Linked DNA regions of Homo sapiens: region 2 is linked to region 1. Evidence: chromatin loops called from intact Hi-C (ENCODE). Cell type or tissue: sigmoid colon. All regions are shown on one strand. Each heading gives the region's core, and the rest is flanking DNA. Links, peaks and the distances in the headings are about the cores only.

Region 1 (8,085 bases), core at 1,890-6,889:
TAGTCCACAAAGCCTAAAATATTCACTATCTTGCCCTTCACAGAAAGAGTTTGCTGATTCTTATTCTAGATAATGCATTTTTTGAAAGGAAAAGCCTTGTTTTCTATTGATTTAGAAACTACGACAATTTACCTTCCATATAAGACCTTGGGAAAGTTACTTCAGCTCAAGTGATAGGAATTTAGTCATCTTCAATTTCTGCAGGATGCACTTACACTAGGCATCTGGAACAGTATCATGACTGCAATGGCTGGTGGGTAACAAGGGAAACTTTTAGCCATTCTTCTGAGAACAGTGAAAAACTGTACTAAAAGTGGACAAAGGGTAAGAAATTCTGGGTTTTTATTCCTGTTTCACTATTTGCTATCTCTAAGAAAGTTGCTTTATCCTTCTGAGGATTTTTGATTACACTTAAAAATGTCTGTAACTGGGTTATTTTTAGGGTTAAACTAGATTGTGTACGGAAAAGTACCTTGAACTGTAAAGTACTATGAAGTGTAAGGTAATATTATTACTGGATATAATAGGAGATACTCCTTGATCTAAAATTATTTATGTCAAATTCTCTGGAGGTGCATCAAATTGTATCTTCCTATGATTCTGTCATTTACCCCAAATTATCAACTCAAAGCTTTTGCCTGAGAACTGAAGAGGAGATGAAGGAAATTATTTTTAAAAAAGTAAAAATACAGGTGCATGAAACATGTATTCCAGCCTGAAGACAAAAACAAAAACAAACACTGTCTATCCCTTAAAATAATCCATGAAAACTAGAGAAAATTCAAAGGAACTGAGTAACATTTGACATGTTTTTATGTTTACTTATTTTGGTTGTCATGAAAACTGACATTTTTTTGCAGGATTTCTAGTTATGGCTTCTTTTTAAGTCTGGAAGAAGTGTTTTATTCTGAAGAAAAGCCAAACAATGTGACTGAAATTTTTGGGGAAAAAGGCCAATAAAAATTTTCTGAAAATTATTTGCAGTGCAGATGGCACCACTAAGGATATAGATTTAAATCTTAATATAAATCTTAAAATGAATATACAAAATTATAAACTATTCCTGAGTAACAATGAAAATATAAAGATGATAATACTTTGAAATGAAGAAAATTATTTAGTAGAAGAAAGAAACCAATTTTGATACATGGAGATGTTTTACGGAGAAAAATTTCAGCTCAACCATATAATAGCTAGCATTTATTGAGGGTTTAATATGAGTTAGGCAACTTTCTAAACAGGCTTTACACACATCAGTCCATTTAACCTCCCGGGCGGCTCTATGATGTAGGAAGTCTTTGTTTCATCACAAGTTGTGATAAGAAAAGTGAGAAACAGTCTTTACATAAGAACAATGTAAAGAAGACTCACTAAAGTACATTGTGGGCCAGGAGCTGGCTCCAGGTAAGTTCCTACACCTCCTTGTTTGCTCTGAAACCTTGGACACCTCGTATTTGCACCTGAAACCTTGCTTCACCTCTGTCAGCCTCAGTTTTCTCATCTGAAAACTGGGATTGTCGATATCATTCTCTTACGGCTATTGTGATGATTGATATAGGCAATGGATCAAAAGCTCTTTAGAAAAGCTGGAACACATTAGAGATTAATAACTATTAATACATGGTGGATATTATAATATAATTTTAATAAATACTGTGTATATATTAATATTATACACTATTACATTAATACCAACAACATAAATATAAAAGTACCCATATCATCCTGATAAGACTAACATTACTATATTACATTATTAAGATGGTAACTGTTTTTCCAACAGAAAGAGATGTTCAAAGATAAAGCTGAGTTTCTTCAGTACGTATTGTGTTCTCTGGCATTGGCAGCATCTAATCTTGACGTGGAAGACACTTGGGGTGCGTATGGGCCTAAAGAGTGGTGCGGGGTGGGGCAGGGTGAAGGGGAGAGCACTCGGTAGGGCTTTGAATGATGGGTTTCCAAATCCTTTCTACCCTAGAGGTTCTATGGGAAAAAAGATCATTAGAAAAGTTTAATCCTACCAAGGAAAGGTTACACTATGACAGGGAAAAAAGAATTTATGACTATCTTGCACAGACCTCATGTTGTATTTTTCTATTCTGTCCTACTTCTGGTCTAGCCTTTGCAAAATGCCAATGTAAATTCTGCCAAGAGAAAGATAGTGATGATTTGAGCTTCAAAAGTGATCTTAGAAATGTAGGATTAAAAATTGGACAGCTCAGTCAAAGGTAAGGAAAAGGTTGAGAGGTTATCAAGGCAAGCTAAGCTAACATAAACTTTGGCCTGGATTATCTGCATTGGATGTTCCTGGAGGAACACAGTAAACTGGCAGGGATTTTCATGGGCACAAAGCAACTCTCAGAGAAGAGGTGTGAAGGAGTCGCTCTAGGAAGATTGCTTACAAGGGAAGTCCTATACAACCTTACACAATCCAGTGCAAAGGATCCTATTTTTAAAATTTCTTGTTTTCAGCTACTTATGCTTCCTGAAAATAGAACTAAAGGAGTAGATAGGAAAATATACCCCATCCCAAATTTGGTACCTGTATCTGGAGGCTGTGGGGACAGTCACTCGAGGATAGAAAATGTTGGTTGATTTTCTGAGAATGCCCTAGAGGCAATAGATGCCTTGAATCAGACAGTGAGCATTACCTTGATCACCACCATCTTACAGAAGACAGGAATTCCCATCGCGGCTCCTCCACCAGCTGTGTCTCTTGGAGCAAATGAGTTAAACAGTTTGAACCTCATTTTCTTCCTCAGTGAAGGCAGAATAGTAATTGCACCCTGTCTTTGTCACGGGCTTGCTCTGATGGTTGTGAGGCTCGATGTGAAAATGCTTTGCAGTTTGAAGGGCTGTGCCAATGGGACAGCTCCTGTCTGGAGCTGATTATTCTCAGTCTTGCAACCCAGGCCTGTTGCCCTTCTGCCTCTGCCCTGAGAACCCTGTTCCCTGCTCCTGTCCATTCATTCCCTCTGTCACTGTGCCCATGCTGTTCACGAAACCATAGTTTATCTCTGAGGGAGAGTAAAAAGCCCTGGGGCAGCCCGTGGCATGTTCATACACACTAACCAATGGATCATGCACTCATGGTGTCCATAGAAGAGACAAATGGGGCAAATACCGCAACTTAGTGGCTCAGGGTGCTGCTCCAAGAAGCAGACAGATCTGGGTGGAAATCCTTTCTCTACCCAAGCCTGGAGTTCTCACCTAAGTGAGTACTGTAACGGTACTTATGCCACAGGGTTTGGGGGAAAGCTGTTAAAGAGAATCATGTGATTTCATTCAACAAGTAATTTTGAGCACCTCCTACAGGCCAGGAAGTTTCCTCATCTGTAAAGTAGGGATGACAATGCCCACCTCAGCAGGTGGAAATGAGGATGGAATGAGATAATGGCATGAAAGCACTTAACATGCTTGACACAAACTAATTGCTCAAAAATTAGCACTCACACATACACCCTTGTGAGGCAGATACTATTATTGTCCCATTTGACAGATGAAGAAGGAAAAACACAGAGGGGTTTTATAACCTTCTCCAGGCCAGTCAGGTGCTAGTGAAGCAGCTGGGACTCTGGCAGGATGAAATGTGCTTATCAGCCCATGACAGATAGTAAACATTCAATAAGTTGTAGCTATTTATATTATCAGCCCAAAGGTCTTAAAATTTGGCTCTATACACAATGGCTGTTCTGTAAATATCAGTGGGATTATTTGTCTTGCTGGATAAATGAATACTGCCCCATTACCCCAAAGGTTTCCACTTTTTAACTTATCCATTCCCTAGTAGCTGAACTGTCATTTTGTCATCAGAGCCTCAGAGCCAACCTGAGAGTATAAATTCACACCTTGGCATTGTTCATATTCTCTCTCTTAAAGCCTGGCCCTTTGAAAATACAATCCTATTTATTTATAATAAAAGTGCTTTATGACTTGTTTGCCCTCTAAATTCCCTTTGCTCTTTGGCGAAGGATGCTGACAGGCAATGAGACTTCCCTTTAGCTCCTGAGCTGGGACCGTAATTAACTGCCAAGGAGAGGGAGCCAGGCAGGGGCAGCCAGCAGAGAAAAGGACGAGGCTGTGTGCTCTCATTTAAGAGGCTGGCTGCCAGTCAATTGTTAGAGGAAGGGGAGATTATGCTTGGCCTGCGGGCTTAGACAACGGTGCCAGGCCCAAGATAAACAGGCAGCCTGGTTCAAACTTGAGAGTTACCCATTTTAAAAGGCTTGAATATGTGGAGTATTGGCAGTGTTGAAGTCCTCAGAGCCTCTGTTTCTGAGAATCTCATCAGTTTGTTCTCTGGAAAGCAGTAGCAGTTTAGGGTTCCCAGTCTCGAGATTGACAAGCTTCTTCCTAGGAATGTAGATTGTCATCCTGTCATAACTGCAATTAAAGGAGTCTGCCTCCCTTGAAGTGTGATGTTGCTGCAGGGAGAGTTAAGGCCAATGAAATGTTCAGAGATTGTCAGACCTGGATGGAATCTTACAGCGAGTGTTTGTCAACACGAAGGCTGGAAGTCATCTGCATCTGTAGTCCATCAGAATTGCCAGGGCTGCTTTACCGAATTACAAGTCCTGGTTCTCACCTCACTACTTTATCAGAATTCTTGGATTGTGGCCTCAGGAATCTCGATATTTAATCAGGTCCCCCAGGTTATACCATTGCACAGTGATGCTTGACAAGCACAAATATGGAGAAGCAGATTCAGTCATCTGAATTACAGATAGAGACACTGTGACATTTAAATTCATCTCCAAGGAGAGATAAAGACAAATAATGCCCCGTGTCTTCTGACTCCCAAACAAATGCTGTTCTAAAATGACATCATGTTCCCTTTGGCTTCAAGGAAACTAAAAAATTTTCTTCACAAACTTTACATTACAGTCTCTTTATCTAAGGTCAAGGCTTAGCTAAGGCAGGGAGCAAGAGGCTTTGGCAGATCCAAAGGCCACTTATTATTGTTAAAATGAAGAGAAATAGATTTTGGGAGAAATAACAAATTAAAATTTAATAATGATGTCAAGGAAGAAGAGGTAGACAAAAATGGAATAAATATATTTGTTGGCTTGTGACTATTGCTTATTGATCAAGAATGTTTTCTTACTGTATAATTATCTAAATAAGGCAACTTTATGCTGTCATGGTGGTCTCTGGTTTGCAAGGAGCGAAAACATCTTATGAATGCTGGAGATTTCAAAATGCTTTCCTAGACATGACCCTCTCTGATATTCATACCACCTTGGTGAGATGTGTGTTTGCTTGTGCATTTAGGCGATGGGATTGAGAGAAGTAAAGAGACTTCTAAGTCTAGTTAGCAACTGACTTAAATCTATGAATATTAAAAAGAATACTAATATTATAATGTTTTGCAAGTTTATTATGTGTCAGGCAGCTCTCTGAGCACCTGACGTAAATTTTTTTGTTCAATCCTCATAAGCACATAATATACTTATCTAATTCATACCTCAGTACAGCTGTGATGTGATGAAGAAACTGAGGTATAAGGAATGCATCATCTTTAAATTATTCCTCTATTCATTCAACAAATACATATTGAGATTTTAAGTTCTGGATATTATTTAGGCTCTAGGGACACTAAGTAAACTGAATTTCTGCTTTTGTAGAGATTGAGGAGTGACAGCACTAAACAAGTAAAAAGCAAATGTATGAATTACTATGAAATAAGCTAAGAATAGGCTATGGGGAGTACCTGACAATGGGGAAGTGTTCTGTTTTAGAGACTGTGGTCAGATGCTTGATGGTTGAGCAGACATCTGAAAGAGGTGAGTGAAGGAGCATGGAGCTGTCCAGGAAGAACAAGTGCAAAGGCCCTAAATGTGATTGGGGTCTCTCTCTTGATCCAGCAAAAATAGGAAACAGAATGATCGAGAGAGAGAAGTGGGAGATGAGTCAAAGAGGGGGATGGAGCTAATATCCTGTAGTGGTAGAGAAAGTCCTTTGAGTCTAAGAGAGATAGGAAGCCCTTGGAAGGTATTGGGCAGTGGAGTAACGTGATGTGCTACATTTCAGAAGGACTTCTCTGAATGCTCTGGGAGTTAATAACCTATAGAGGGCAAGAGTGGAACTTGCCCAAGGTCATGCAACTATTAAGTGTTTGGCGGTGGTAAGGGACACTGTCTGAATTTTCATATCTGGCTTCCTGAACCGGGCTTCCAGAGGAGGCTAAGATCTGTCTAGTGAGTATGCTATTTTCACTTTCTGTGTGTCCTGTGCTCAGTTCCCTCCTGCCACATGCAATAAGCTCTCCATGTTTACAGGGGACGTTGCCCTCTCTGGCAAAGGGCAGGAGTCCACTGGGGTAGGCCAGCAGGCAGAGCTGTGCTCGCTGCATGTGGACACAGCCAGAGCTGCTCTTAATGCCACGACCTCAGGTAGCCCTCGCTCACCTTGGACTTCTCTTGATGCAGCTCTATCTGAATGTCTGTGAGCTTGGTCCTGAGGTCTTCATTGGCAGCTTGAAGGGCAACAATGAGTGCCTCGGGCTTCTCGCCCTTATTTCGCCCTTTCTTGGACATTGTTCCTTTCTAAATGGAGTCTGTTGGTTTTTAATTTCTTTCAAGCAGGTGCTGCCATGTTACTGTTTCTTATCCTGGAGTACGATGTCTCAGCATCTACTGTGTGGTGCTCCTTGGTAAGGTCTCCTCAATCGCTGCCCTGGAAGCCCTGAGAAGAGGCAGAGATAGTAGTTATTGTTTTGGCAAAGACCTGGTCTAAGTGCCAGTCAGTCTACTCTCAGCCTGAGTTACCTGTAAGAGCCTCCTCCTGAGGCTCTCCTATCCTCAGTATCTCCTGTCCACTTGTACGTGAGTTTAGAGTGATTTTTTTTTCAAATAGCTAATTTAATTATATCAATATCTTGCTTAAAATCCTTCACCTGAAGCATAAATCCTTCATCCTTCACTCTTTCATGTCTTGGAGTGTTCTTTTTACCTGAAACTGCTCGCTCTTCTATCCTCATCTCCTCCATGTCACTCACTGATACTCCAAACATAAGGAACATGGTCGTTAAAGGAAGTCACCTATGTGATGACCTCAAAAGGCAGAGAGACCCAACTTTAAGAAAAGCCAATGTATAGAGACAGGATTACATGTAATAGCTAAACTGTGAGAAGTGGGGAATAACTATAAATGAATCACCGGATTAACTGAGTCACTCATATATTCATTCATTCATTCAATCAGTCAATATTGTTAGAGCTCTTTCCATATGCTGTGCTAGGTATAGAATTTGGAAATAGAAAAATAAGTCAGCCTTCCAATGGGAAAAAATTTATCTATCTATCTATCTATCTATCAACGATCTATCTATCTACGTCACCATCCATAATCTGATAAGAGTTTTTTAAAAAATAGGCATGAATTGTTTCAGAAGTATAAACAGTAAACTGTCTTTCCACCTGGGTTGAATAAGAAAGGCTCGCTGAAGAAGACACCGTTGGCTTGGAACTTGAGGAGTGGGTAAGATGATAACAGATGGAGAAACAGGTGAAGCATCCTGGGCAAAGAAAAAAGCAGGTGCCGAGACACAACAGAGAGAAATCACAGTGACTATTTGTGGGAAGAAATAGGGCCTGATTAATTACACCCCTAAATGTGGTTGATGGGCACTAATATTGGAAAGGTTTCCTGGAAAGGATAGATGGCGGGGAGGCCTAGAATTCCAAGCTTAGAATGTTGGAATCTTTTTTCAGCAAGCAATGGGAAAGCTATTGAAGTTCTTGGCAGGTGTGTGCCCTAACAGAGCAGTACTTTGGTGTGGTTATTCTGGTGGCAGAATGGAGAGAGAATGAATGCAAGAAGACCACATAGAAGGCAACTGAATTTGTCCAGGTAAAGAATGATGAAAGCCTAATCAGAATTGTGGCAAGAGGAGAGAAAAGGGGTGGGGGAAGGCAGATGTGTCTTGATTTACAAATTCTTGAATACTTCATAGGAACAAGGGGCCCAGAAAAATAGGAATACTAAATCATTAAAGTCAATGGGAAAAACATGACAAGATCCTAGAGAAAGCTTCTCTTGCAACCTTTCAGAAAATTGGGCATTGTGTATGTTGAGGAGCTTCAG
Region 2 (7,289 bases), core at 1,067-6,066, 81 kb after region 1:
ACATAAACAAATTCCATAGCTGGCTACTAGTCTTCTCCTTCCCAGGCTCTTGTGTCCCGCAGACCATCTTCCAGGTGCCATCAAAACTACTACCTGAGAGACTGTCCACTCAGAATCAGTAAGAATGTAAGGAATCACCAGATTCCATACATTTTATTTAAACTGCCCCAGCATTTCACCTCAGCCTACCTTTTTTAGGCTTATTGTTCCAGACTACTTCCCTCATGCTATGCTCTAGCCAAATTGAACTCCCACTGTTCTCTCCTATATGCCCTGTGTTTTCCTGCCTTTGTATCTTTGCATAAGCTATCTACTTTGTCTAGAATGTGTAAACACAAAAATCCTCTCAAAACTTTGGTTGCTTAACTATTGACTTGCTGGCATATATTCTTCAAGGTGCATCTCATCTGCTGCCTGTTCTGAGGGGCCATTTTTCCATACTTTATTATTGATAACAATAATTGGGAACATTGACTGAATGACTGAATGCTGAGACTATTCCGAGCACTCTGCTAAAGGTTTCATAGACTTATCTCACAAAATGATAAAAGTATAACATAATGTTGTAGAGTACAGAATGCCAGGGTTCAAATCCTGGCTCTACTTCTTGTTGGCTGTATGAGCTTGGATGTTTATTGACATTCTGTGTCTTCACGTGTGAAATGTGGATAATGATAATACAGCTAATACCAAATAGAGTTACTATGAGGAATATGTGAAATAATATATATATATAAATCCCACAGAACAGTTTCTGGCCAATTCTAATTATAAATACCTGATGCTGTTATTATAGTACCTCACAATATGCTACAAGGTAGATGTCATCATTATTCCTGATACAGGAGGTAGAAGGAAATTATTTAGGTAGATAGCGAGGGTAAAAGAATCCTCGGCAGAATTTCCCTTTTAACAAAAAGCAGCCCCAAATCATTTCTTTTCTAACAAAGAGCAGCTTGAAAAATTGAGCTGCAGACATAGATAAGCAAGCTGGAAGTTTGCACAGATGAATACTGGCAGCTGTGCCAATAGAAAAGGGCTACCCGAGGGCCAGGTATGTTCAACATGGAGATGCTGTCTTTCCTTTTCTTTGTCACCACATGTACAATAAAGAAACAGGCAACCTGGCACTGGCCAGGTAGAGAACCCATCTGCAAAATAAAAGCTTAGGGTGGGGGTGGCCATGCAAATGGCACACCTAGCCCTAACCAGTTTTTCATACCTTATGCAAATAGCACACTTGGTCTGACCAATCTTTTGTGCCCTATCTAAATCAGACACCACCTCCCCAAGCTCATCCATAAAACCCCTTGCATTTCACTGTGAACCAGAAGACCTGCTTGGGACTCCTCTCTCTGGAAGACAGAGGTTTTCTCTTTCTTTTGCCTATTAAACCTCCACTCTTAACCTCACTCTTCGTGTGTCTGCATTGTTGGTTTCCTTGGCATGAGACAACGAACCTCGGTTATTACCTCAGATGAATGATGCCGCTTCATTCCCACTTAAGAGATGAGAAAATTGAAGCTCAAAAAGGTTGAAAACATGTCCTAAGTTACATGGCTGATAAGTGACATCTAGAACACACATATAAATTTGTCAATTTGAAGCCTCTTATTTTCTGCAATATAGACAAACTGGTTGTCTTTTTGATCTAGGAATTTTCCTTAGGGCTAAACAATAACAGCAAAAAAAAAAAATTCACTAACATTTATTGAATATTTACTATGTGCCAGGCATAGTACTCAACACTACTCATGCATTATCCTACTTGATTCTTACAGCAGAATGAGCAAAAGGAACCCTTTTTAATCCTTATTTTATAGAGGAAGAAACTTTGCTTTAGAGAAACTTGTTCAGTCACACAGCTTACATGTGACAGAGCTAGAAGTCAAACCCTGGCTCTTACCTAAAACAACATCCTGCCTAGTGGAAGCTATTCCCTTACTCTTCTTTTCTTCCAGTTCTCTTAGTGGTAGCTACTTCTGTGTCACTTGACACTCTGTGAGTTGTGCATATATCACACACTCCTGCTAACCTGCCAGTCACCTGAAGAGTAGGACCCTGCCCTATACACCATCGCCTACCTAGAAATGTCTTCCAAGTAGTGGATGCCTAATAAATGTTGGACTGAATTCAATGTCACATTGGAAGTTGGATTATAAAGAATCAAATGGTGCATAAAAATATTTTGCATATATGCTAACACTTTAAATTATAATGGCAGGAGGCTTGAGTCCAGTTCCTTTATGGATGAACAATGAATGAGAAAAAACTGTTGCAATAGTTAAGAAGCTCAGCCCTGAAATTGGATTGAGCTGATTATCTTGCCCCATACTTATAAATGTTTTTGTTTGTTGGTTTGACTTATCCATTCCAAACCAGTTTCCCCATCTATAAATAGAAGATAAGAATAATATTTCCCTTTTAGGTTTGTTGATAGGATTAAAAGAATATTCATGAAAACTACTTGGGATCATGACTCATACATGGTTAGCACTCAGCAAGTTTGCTTCATAAATAAAAACTGATTTTTAAAAAGTCAAATAATTACAGAATAGCTCCTTATCATCCCAGCAATTACACGTCTAGATCTAATATCTTCCTCAGGAAAGATCACAACCATTGCGAAATAAACTTAAGTGAAGATGAGGGAAGAGAAAATAAAACACTCACTTGGGAAAGGTGCTCTGAAAGGGCCAAGCATGTGAGAAATGGCAGGAAGGAGGCCATTTTGTGGTAAACAGCTGCGTTCTTAACCCAAGGGACACAATCCTCATATGACGCCTTTGTGTTGTTAAGATGTGTGATAAAGGCCCCATGGGGAGGGTTTTCCTTTGTTCTCCAGTCTCATGGAGAGATCACATGTTATACTCACTTATTTAGAGACTCTCATCTCTAATTTGTTAAGAGCTGCAAGATTAAGACTGATGTAAAGTCTGAAGGCCAATAAGAAAAAATGAGTAAGCACACCCATTTCCCAAGGAAGATATCACTCATGGTGCCAGAAAATACACACACACACACACACACACACACACACACAAAAGAAACCTATATTACATGAAATTGCAGCATTTGAAGGTTTCTATTATGAACTGCACTGTGTTTTCCCAAAATTTATACGTTGAAGCCTTAACCCCGATCCCAACGTGGCTGTATTTGGAGATAAGAAGGTAATGAAGGTTAAGGAAGGTCTTGAGAGTGGGATTCTAGTCTGATAATATTGGTATCCTTATCAAGAGAGGAAGAAACACCAGAGATCTCTCTCCTAGTGCACAGAGAGGAGGCCATTGGCAAGCCAGCAAGAAAGGCCTCACCAGAAACCAACCCTGTAATTACCTCGACATCGGACTTCCAATCTACAGAACTGTTGAGAAAAAAATTCTGCTATTTAAGCCACCCAGTCTGTGGTTTTCTATTGCGGCAGCCCAAGTAGAATCATCCACTAACATTTGTATTAAATTCTTTCCCATCCACCTATACAAGTGATGGTTATATTTTCCCTGTTAAAAGTCAGAATGACTTTTTTTTTTTTTTTGAGACGGAGTCTCACCCTGTCGCCCAGGCTGGAGTGCAGTGGCATGATCTCCACTCACTACAAGCTCCGCCTACCGGATTCAAGTGATTCTCCTACCTCAGCCTCCCAAGCAGCTGGGATTATAGGCTCGTGCCGCCAGGCCCGGCTAAGTTGTTTTTTTGTTGTTGTTTTTTTTTTTTTTTGTATTTTTAGTGGAGATGGGGTTTCACCATGTTAGCCAGGATGGTCTCCATCTCCTGACCTCGTGATCCGCCCTCCTCCGCCTCCCAACGTGCTGGGATTTCAGGCGTGAGCCAGCATGCCCGACATGGATGACTTTTAAGAGAAAGGACTTTTGTATCTCTTTCAAGTCAAGTGGTGTGTTTGGGAGATGTAGTTTGGCTTTCCTACTTTAAACAAAAAGAAAAATTAATTACTCCCCCTCCCCCCACCCCCTTCACATAACCCTTGTTTTGTAAAGTGTCTTTATTAGGAGTCTCTTCCATAAGTACCTCCCTCTAGACATTAAGCAAGGGCACAGGGCCACAGGGAGACAAAGACCAGCTACACAGCCAAAAGCAGTGTGCGCTCAGCAATAACACAGGCTCTTTGTTAGAGGAATTTTACTCTTTTTCCTTCTGAAATTCTTTCTGGTCGAAAAAGTTTTTACAATTCCATCTCCTTAGGCCAGCCACACTTGGCACATTTGGGCAAGGAGGGTGGCATAAAGGTGTGGCCTGCCCTGATGGATGAGGTTCTGTAGGACTGCAGGCTTAAGTGGTGCTGTGGCTTACACTGATAGAGAGTACTCATCTGTTTATTCTCCCTTCCAAAAAGTATTTTTGAGGATCTGGGTTAGAGCAGTCAAGCAATAGCCAAAGTCTGCCGTCAGCTTATAAACTAGTATGAAAATACAGACTACCATATAAAAGCAACCAAATTAATAAATAAGAGACTTTCTGATGATGGGGAGTACTACAGAAAAGAACATAAAATAGAGGAATGGATGACTGTAAGTTGTCATTTGGAATGAGTCTGCATTGGGATCAGGAAGGCTTCTCTCAGGGATGACATCTGATACATAAGGAGGAATCAGTCATGCTGAGATGGGGAAGGCGAATTCCAGGCAATTAGTACAGAGGCCCTGTCAAGGGAATTACCTCGTTTTGTTTAAAAATCTGGATGAAGTATGGAGTGCCTGGGGCCAAAAGGGGTGCTGGATCAACTAGGCCATGCAGACCAAACTGAGTACTGTAAACTTAGTGCCTGAGAAATCATTGCAGGGGTTAGAGTTAAGTGAGTGACATGACCATATTTCATTTTAACAAGGATCACCCTGACTATAATACAATGACCCACAGGCCAAATCCAGCCTGCAGCCTACTTTTGTAAATAGTTTGACTGGGACACAGCTATGTCCAGTCATTTAAATATTGTCTATAGCTGCTTTTGTGCTACAACAGGAGAGTTAAGTGGTTGTGACAGAGACCTACCTTAAGGCCCACAAAACCTAAAATACTTGCTACTGGGCCTTTGGAGGAAAAGTTGGTTGCATGGCAGCAGGAGGCTGTGCAGTTATCCTTGGTGGAAGTGATGGTGGTGATGATGGCTTGGCCCATGGTGCGGGGTGGCACTATAGATATGGGGAGATGGAGAGATCTAGGACATGATTTGCAAGAAGAGACAACTAAATTTGCTGGTGAATTAAACATCAAGGGAGATAGAGGAGAGGATTGAGAGGACTCAAAATATTTCTAGCTTTTTGGCTAGAACAACTGAGTGGATAAGAAGGCCATCTGCTGAGATGGGGAGTTCTGGGGGAGGGGCAGCTTTGTGGGAAGAGTGAAAATGAAGGACTGCTGGAGAATGTTCAGTTTAAAATGCCTTTTTATAGGGCCTCTCTGTTGTTATTTTCTCAGTCCAGCACAAGAAATTGCAAAGCAACCCAATGACTTTTATCTCCTCCTCATTCTATAACACAAACAAAAGCCATGTGACCAATGGCATTATAGCTGGCACTTCCTTGGATGCTAAACCACAAACTCTCAAGGCAGGGACCATGCCTCTAATTGCTCAAAATTAGATTTCCGTCTCTACCCCAGCACCTGACTCATAGTAGAAGCTCAATAAATATTGGTTTTGAAGTGAAGAAATAGTAACCGGTTACTGAGAACTTACAATGGCATCAGGAACTGAGTAAGGCACTTAATACAAGTTACATTACTTAATCTTTTCAAGAGTTCCTCAAGCTAGTTGCTGCTATATTAATTCTACATACAGATTTAGAAACTGAGGCTTAGAGGAAAGGATGAAAAGCACAGATGCCTTTCCTACAGGGTTGAGTCAGGAAATATGAATGTGTGAAGGGGACCATGTACTGAATAATGGTGACTGGCAAGGCAATGACCTTCCTTAAGTGAGCAATGGCTCCTCAGCTGCCACCGAGCGTTGCTCTGTGCAAATGCAACCACACGATATGGTCAAGTCTGATTTTTCAAGAGAAATTGAAAATCCAGTTTATTTGATAAATATGAAGTTTCTCCATTAAACATAAAATAAATTCTTTAATGCCTGCTCATTGTTCTAGATCAGGCATTAAAGAATTCGGTCTTAGCAACTACCACTCACACATTCCTCAGTGTACTAACCATCTTCCTTGTGGTAGAAAAGCTAATCTACCCCTTAGTAAATATTATTGGTGAGTCTGGTGTAACACATTGTGCCTATGTGCTCAGCAGAATGTATTTTTTTTTTTTTTTTGCTAAAGATGTTTCTTATAATAGCTAAAGGTTCCACTAGGCACTTACTTTTTGGTCTGGAACACTGTAGCCATTTTCAGATGATGACCAGAGTGAAACTCCAAATCATATTGTCTGAGTGGCTAATGAATTCCTGTAGTCCTCCTAACGCAATGATGCAACTACACTGACATCACTGACATCACTGTGCCAACAAACCATGTGATTTTAGAATTAAAGATATTAAATGCTTCTCCTCCCCCTTTTTAAAGATTCAATTCTTGTTACTACCTTTGGTTTATGGTGACAGGTTACTCTACTGATGGTTCCAACTTAAATAATTTCATAAAAGGGAGATTAAAATGCTATCGTTGGCTTATCTTTTCAATTTTCAGCACAACAACCTCTAATTTGTAACAAGGAGAAACATTTAAAGCAAGAGGATGTTTGAAGTGTCCAACAAATTCAATCTGGTGAACAATTAATGAATGACTATTATATGCCAGGATGTGTCCTGGGCCCCAGGATACAAAACAAATAAGCCATTGCCTCTGCCCAGGAGCACTATCTTTCCAGTGGAGGAGGAAGACCCATAAAAATAATATATCGAGACACATGCTATAATAGAAGGATTACAAAATACCCTGGGAACTAAGATAAAAGGATGATTAACAATGAGGACATGGTGGCAGAGCTGAGAGAAGTCTAGCTTAAGGAAAGCTACAGAGGAAAGGTTACAACTCAGCTCTCACTTTAAGGATGACTAGAGTTTCAGAATTCAAGTCATAAGAGTTGCATTTTGGGTGATACAAGCAAACAGCTACTAAAAGTTTACCGTGAGTGAGGTATTATTGCACTCATAACTCATTCCTCACAACCCAATTAAGATTGGGTTTTCAGTCTCCACTTTTCATATTAAGAAAGTGAGGCCCAGAAAGGTGAAGTAATTTATCCAGGGCCTCATAGCTAATTATTGTGAAAACTTATATTCTATTCCAAGTCTATATAACTTGAAAGCCTGGGCTTTTAAACAG

What was found. Peaks named below come from ENCODE experiments on the same cell type or tissue, not always from the same donor. Only the 100,000 strongest peaks of a DNase experiment are listed, where the experiment ranks them.
Region 2: a loop joins it to region 1, with 2.3 times the contacts of the local background. A loop is called at or near these places in 1 of 110 quality-filtered maps.

What each region holds. Positions count from the first base shown.
Region 1 is chr5:147,665,271-147,673,355 of GRCh38, forward strand. It overlaps JAKMIP2 (janus kinase and microtubule interacting protein 2), which reads right to left. Exons shown (of 22, transcript NM_001270941.2): 2 at 6,408-6,684. The coding sequence starts at 6,536. Among named protein-coding and RNA genes, the nearest start is that of JAKMIP2-AS1, 110 kb to the left of the region's middle. RefSeq lists an enhancer at 6,578-7,777. In sigmoid colon, for the core only: no CTCF peak of the experiment used is centred there; a DNase peak (open chromatin) is centred at 4,051.
Region 2 is chr5:147,747,552-147,754,840 of GRCh38, forward strand. All of the region lies in intron 1 of JAKMIP2 (janus kinase and microtubule interacting protein 2), which reads right to left. Among named protein-coding and RNA genes, the nearest start is that of JAKMIP2, 32 kb to the right of the region's middle. In sigmoid colon, for the core only: no CTCF peak of the experiment used is centred there; a DNase peak (open chromatin) is centred at 4,070.